2 separate regions of the Homo sapiens genome follow, and region 2 is linked to region 1. Evidence: chromatin loops called from intact Hi-C (ENCODE). Cell type or tissue: endothelial cell of umbilical vein. All regions are shown on one strand. Each heading gives the region's core, and the rest is flanking DNA. Links, peaks and the distances in the headings are about the cores only.

Region 1 (2,929 bases), core at 97-2,596:
CCCGTCCCCACACTGAACACAGATACACTCACTTTCCAAGCTAAAGTACTGGAATCATGGCAATTTCTTCCAATCAGTGCCAGCTCCATAATTGATGAGTTTTCACTTCCGTTATTTCATTTGAGTGTAGTGATGATGTGGATGTTGCCCTCTTACAAAAAAAAAAAAAAAAATCAATAAACTGAGGCCCAGAGCAACATGCCATGGTTAAGAACCAAATCAGTGGTAGAGCTGAGTCAGAACTGATAAACTGTGATGACTACGCTCCTGCTTGTGAAGATCTCTGCCAATGCAAGAAAATAAGGGAGAATCCAGTTTAAGTCAATTGGTATACAACATAGTTATTACCAAGACTCTGGAGTCAGGCAGGCCTGAGTTCAAATTCTGGCTCTGTCACTGGTCAGCACTACTTCAGGGCAAGTAATATAGCCCTCCAAACCTTAATTTATATGTTTGTATAATGGGAATAGTGATCCCTCACTCATAGGGATGTTGTGAACTTTAAATAAGAATGTGCATCTGGCAATGATTAAATTAACCATTAACATTAGATTTGAATCATCTGCGTTCATTGCTGTGATAATGGAAATATGGATAATTAACAAGAGACTAATTCCCCTACAGGCCTGTTCACAAAAACCAATATGGTATGGACAAGAGAAAAATGGTACATTATGGTGCCAAATGCTACAGCCAAAATTCTACTACCCATATCCCACAGTTTAAGAAGTAAATAGACTTGGCTGAGAGGGAAAGAAAAAAATCAAGGCACCACAATTCTAAGCATGGAATATTGACAAGCAGAGTCTCTTGTTTTCACTCACAAACCCTTAAAATTCAGTTTGCCCCCATTATTTGTTTAACTTCTATTAATTTTATCCAAATGCAAATCTGCTTGCTTTCTAAAGCCTGAAAGAGAAATCACATAGATCAAGTACTTAGATTGTTGGTAAATTGCTATTTGCAAATATGCGTGTGCACATGGGCATGGCTTTGGCATGGTGGGAGGAAGGGCAGGGGCACTAGAGTATAACAAAATGTTTTAGAACAAGTTTTGATGTGTTTGCCATTCTGATTTATTAAATTTAAGGCATGTGAAATATGAGACGAGGTGTGTCTCATGTCTGTATTTGAAGCCTGCATTGACATTATTCATTTCCTGTGTTTAAGGAGCTGGAATATCAGAAGTCTCAGCCCCCACAGCCCGGAGATAAGTTTGTGTCTGTTGTCAGCCAGTTCATCACAGTAGCCAGCTTCAGCTTCTCTGATGTTGAAGACCTTCTAGCAGAAGCTAAAGACCTGGTAAGTTTCCCCCTTGTGCACTGAGTGTTGTTTGACCGGGCTGGGCTTCAGTGTGATACTTTCAGTTATTATTCTGTACGGGAAATAGCAGGAGTGAGATCCAAACTTCGTGGTGCAGGAAATAAAGTAGTAGATAATTACTTTCCAGATTCCATTGTTTTGCATGACATAGGTGTATTTTCATTTCCAAGACTGTGATTAATCTGAACACACCCTTTTTGTCTGACTGGCCTATGTTGCCTTTAGGTTAGCAAGACCTTGAAGGCTCTGAATGGTATAAGACCAGCAAATACTTTGACAGTTTTCTCTTGGTTGAAACTGGCTTGAAGTACTTATCTCTGGGAACCAGAAAAGAGTAGATGATGAAAACCAGGGGCAGCATCAAATGTGCAATCAGGTGTTACTAAAGCCATGTGCCTAAATTACCTCTATGTTGTAATATGCTCATCTGAGATACAGCCTTGGAGGACAGGATACTACCTGTATAAATCTCCAGCAGAACTCGCTAAAAGAGATGCATTTTAATTCACAGTCTCATTACAAGAGGTTTTTTTTTTTTTCAGTAAGACATTTATTTTTATGATTTCTGCTATTTCACATTTTGTGTTCCCTTGGAAGAGAAATTTTTGTTGGTTAATAACCACCACCTCTTAGCTCCCTCAGCTTCACCTCACTCCTCTCTATCTCAGGTTGTTTCCTCTTCCAAAATGCATTCACATTCATATACAAGACAGGTACACAGTCTCTCATTTTCTATCCTCTTCTCATTCTTTATAAATGATATTAACACTCTTCCCCACCCCATTGGTTCTTTTACTCTACCCATCTCTCAGTTGCCACAACACTCTGAGTCTTTTGTTTCGAAACTTCTGTAAATGGATGTTATTTTTCTCTGGTCACCTGTTTGGTTGTAGATATGGATGATTGTTTATGTAAATGTACACACATACCAGTTAAAGTTCAAAAGTAGGCTGTTCACATGCATTAGCTAATCTCAGCATTAAACCTTCTTTCTAACCTTATAAAATAAATGGCAATATATGTTCAAATGGCTGCTGTCAGAGGTCCAACCTCTGATATCCCACAGTGGAAATCAGTCAACTCATGTCAGCAACCACCATTCAGACCTCCACTGTGAAAGCCCCCATCCATGTTTTATGTATGCCTCACCACTTTAGAGTTTGTGCTTCATAAAGGAAGAGACTCCCCCTGTTCTGATATCCCACCTGAGCAATATAGCACCTACTTCATCAAGGGGCTCAAACATTTTTGTGTGTGAACTGGCTGTTGTCAGCTTGTTCATCACAGTAGCCAGCATCGCGCTTCTCTGATGTTGAAGATCTTCTAGCAGAACATAAAGACCTGGTAAATTTTCCCCTTGCACACTGACTGGGGTGTGTGTGTGTAGGGGGTGGAACTTTAATCTGGGCCTGGTTTTCTTTAGATTTCTAAGATTTTGATATACATGACGTCATGATCACTAGAATTCCTTGATAAAAAGATCACTCAGGATGGCTTGAAGTATGTGAACTTGAATGTTTTAGAAATCCAGTTGTAGACTGGCTATTGCTATTTTGTTCATACCAGAACTTTTATAAGTTAGCATATAAAACCATGGAGCAAGCTA
Region 2 (2,929 bases), core at 230-2,729, 57 kb before region 1:
CATCCCCTCTAACCACCCCCCAACTCCTTGTAAAGTCAGCTGAGGCTTGTTCAGGAAAGAAGAGGGTGTTGGAGCAGAGGGCTCCTGAACCCTTACAGAAATGCGGTGATATTGTTGCTCTTCTCTTTGCTGCTCTTCCCCACAGGGTGACTAGGTCTCTGTAAAGTGGCACTCTTTTCTTGCTTTTCTTGCTTTTCTGGGTGTGTGATTTTGGGGAGGACATAAATAATAGCTATGTGCTATTTCATTCAGGCCATTCAGAAACTCTGATTTTTACCAGTGTAAATAAAGTTTGTGATATATGGAAAATATTAATGTGACATTTTGTGCTCTCAAGGAAATGTCTCAAAGGATTTTTTCCCAGGGGAGTTCAGGAATGCTTGCACTGTATCTTTACTTTGAAGTTAGAGATCCATTGATAAAAACCAGGGCTTAGTTAAAAGGCAGGAGAGTTAATGAACACTTGACTGTTGTTTTTTTTTTAACATGATGACCAGAGAGAGTGAAGTATTTAAATAGGCATACTTTTTTGTAGCTATACTTGCAAAGACTTAGAACCTATTGTTGGAGTAAACTTGGAATCTTCTCAGAACCTCTCAACTCTAAAGTTCAGAAATGTGTAAGTCTAGGAACTGCTAAGTCTGTCTCAGGGATCACTCACAAGGAGAGCAGGGAACTTTGTTCTTTTATTCATGTATTCCAACACCCAGAATAGTGCTTAGCTCATTATATAATAGAATTCAATAAATATTTGTTAGATGAGTAAAGGAATGAGAAGGAAAGCAAATGCCTTTTTAGATTCCATTCAGCATTGTAGATATGAGCTTAGTGAAAACAATTCTGCTCCTATCCTGCCCTTGAGAAGCCTTATGTTTAGCAGCATAGTATTAATGCTATCACAGAGTTTGGCTGTCTACACAAGTATTTAGATTTTAAAATGCTGCCGTGTCTTTGGGAGATTTAGTAGACTGTGTGTTACTCTAACATGGCATCCAGCTCTAAACCAAACTGTTAGGGAGCAGCAGTTGAGTATAGCCTCTTTTCTGGCTGGAGGGTCTAACCTCACTGAGTTCACAGCTTTTTTTTTTTTAATCAATAATGCAGGAAGACTTAGTAATACCCCAAATACTTAACCAACAAATTCCTGAGGGGGATAGAGGACCAAGTGCTCCCTTCCAAGGGAGGTGGAATGGAATGGTCAGGAGCTTAGTGGTCTGAAGTTTGAGACTCAGTGATGCACAGATAGAAACCATACCATGCAGCCTAGGCAAGGCAACAGAAATACACAGAATTGTGGTGTAATGGTCAGAATGGGGTAGGTGTTCTTGAGCAAGAGCTTTGGGCCAGCCTGGGCATTTAGGTAATTTAGATGCGAGGAGTCTGGAGCAGAGTATTAGTCATGCAGTGTGGCCTCTGCATTATACCTTTATAGATTGTGTTTTCTTCAACCAGGAAGTACTAGTCATGCATCTTTTGTTTTGCTAAGCTGCAGTTATAGTGAAATGGAGTAAATATCAGATAGACTAAATATCCTGTCTATAGCACTCTTAAGAGTCATCTCTACTTTTGTCTCAAGCTTATTTCACAAATCTGTAAATTATTTTTTTAAAAACCTGATAGCACTTCCAATGGTTCTTATCCATGAAATGCAAATTGAGTCTGATACAATTGACTGTTGCCCTCTTGGCCAGTTTTGCATCTGTTTGTAAACTCTTTCAAACATCATGATGCTAATCATAAGTCTACTCCTTGGGTTCTCCTTTGAACCAGTTGTAACATCTTCCTAGTTCTCTCATTTATTAGCAAGTTTAGTAAAAAATATTTGACATGGATTCATGCCATGCTTTTAAAAAATTATTCTTTACCAATACAGAATTTTAAACTTAGAGAATTGATAAAGAGGGAGCTAACTGATTCTACGTGATCTGAAATCTTCAAGTATATTTTATTTTTGAATACGTGATATGGTAGCAAGAGGCTTTCTCTGGGCAAACGTGGCATTTTGTATTGGCTCAACTAGTCTTTCTACCTGCATAAACCAAAGAAAAGGAAGGAGCAGAGCCCTGGGGGGTCAGAGGAGGTATCAGGCTTCATATGCATACATGGAAAAAATTCCTATGATATGTGAACGGATGGTTATACAGGAGAATAGTGGAGATAGCAAAAGTCATCTGGAGGTGTAAAAAACAATGCTCTAAAGGGACTTAAATGTCCCCCCAAATTTCTTGACAGCTGGCGAGTCGAGGTCCTATTCATGTAGTTTCAATTTTGTTAACCTAGATTTATGTTTTAGATGTGAAGCATCCTCAGTCTTATAATGAGAAAACCCATTTTGCTATTTAGTTTACGGCCAACTTTGTTAAAATATGTATACTTAATAAAGCAAGGACTAAACAAGTTTCCCTCCACTTAATATGACGTGTCTTTTATTCTAAGTCATAAATGTTATCTGTGAGGACTATCAGGAGAGTGAGAGCTTGTTCTTTTTCTTCTTGGAGAGACATTTTGGATAGAAATCTTCCCTCTCAGTAGAGTTTGTATAGAACTGTGAATGACTAATACAAATATGTGAAAATAGTCCTTTTATAGGAGCTTAGTTATGTTTGTTAAAGTTATCCCTGCAATTAATGGACATGAGGGTATGATGAACTTATAGAAAATTTGAGATTTGTTTATGAATTGAGGAAGATAAACTTGTGTTATATGGCCAGTAGAGAATTTCTGGCTTGTAAAAGGGAAGATTTGGGGAGGATATAATCACTTTATTCAAATTGTTTAAATATTTGCTGGGTCATTGTTCATAGGAGAGATTAAACTTATTCCATGCAGTTCCCAGGGACCAAACAAAAGCCAACAAGTGCTTGAAGTTACAAGGAGACATCTGTCAATTCAGTGTCCGGTGAATTTTTTAACAGTTCATGAGAGTGCT

The links. A loop is a pair of places that touch in the nucleus more often than their neighbours do. Peaks named below come from ENCODE experiments on the same cell type or tissue, not always from the same donor. Only the 100,000 strongest peaks of a DNase experiment are listed, where the experiment ranks them.
Region 2: a loop joins it to region 1, with 4 times the contacts of the local background. A loop is called at or near these places in 4 of 110 quality-filtered maps.

Annotation. Positions count from the first base shown.
Region 1 is chr14:59,362,481-59,365,409 of GRCh38, forward strand. It overlaps DAAM1 (dishevelled associated activator of morphogenesis 1), which reads left to right. Exons shown (of 25, transcript NM_001270520.2): 23 at 1,171-1,302. Among named protein-coding and RNA genes, the nearest start is that of GPR135, 100 kb to the right of the region's middle. In endothelial cell of umbilical vein, for the core only: no CTCF peak of the experiment used is centred there; a DNase peak (open chromatin) is centred at 1,281; H3K27ac peaks cover 2,206 bases.
Region 2 is chr14:59,305,610-59,308,538 of GRCh38, forward strand. All of the region lies in intron 3 of DAAM1 (dishevelled associated activator of morphogenesis 1), which reads left to right. Among named protein-coding and RNA genes, the nearest start is that of DAAM1, 120 kb to the left of the region's middle. In endothelial cell of umbilical vein, for the core only: no CTCF peak of the experiment used is centred there; DNase peaks (open chromatin) are centred at 542 and 1,412; H3K27ac peaks cover 2,500 bases.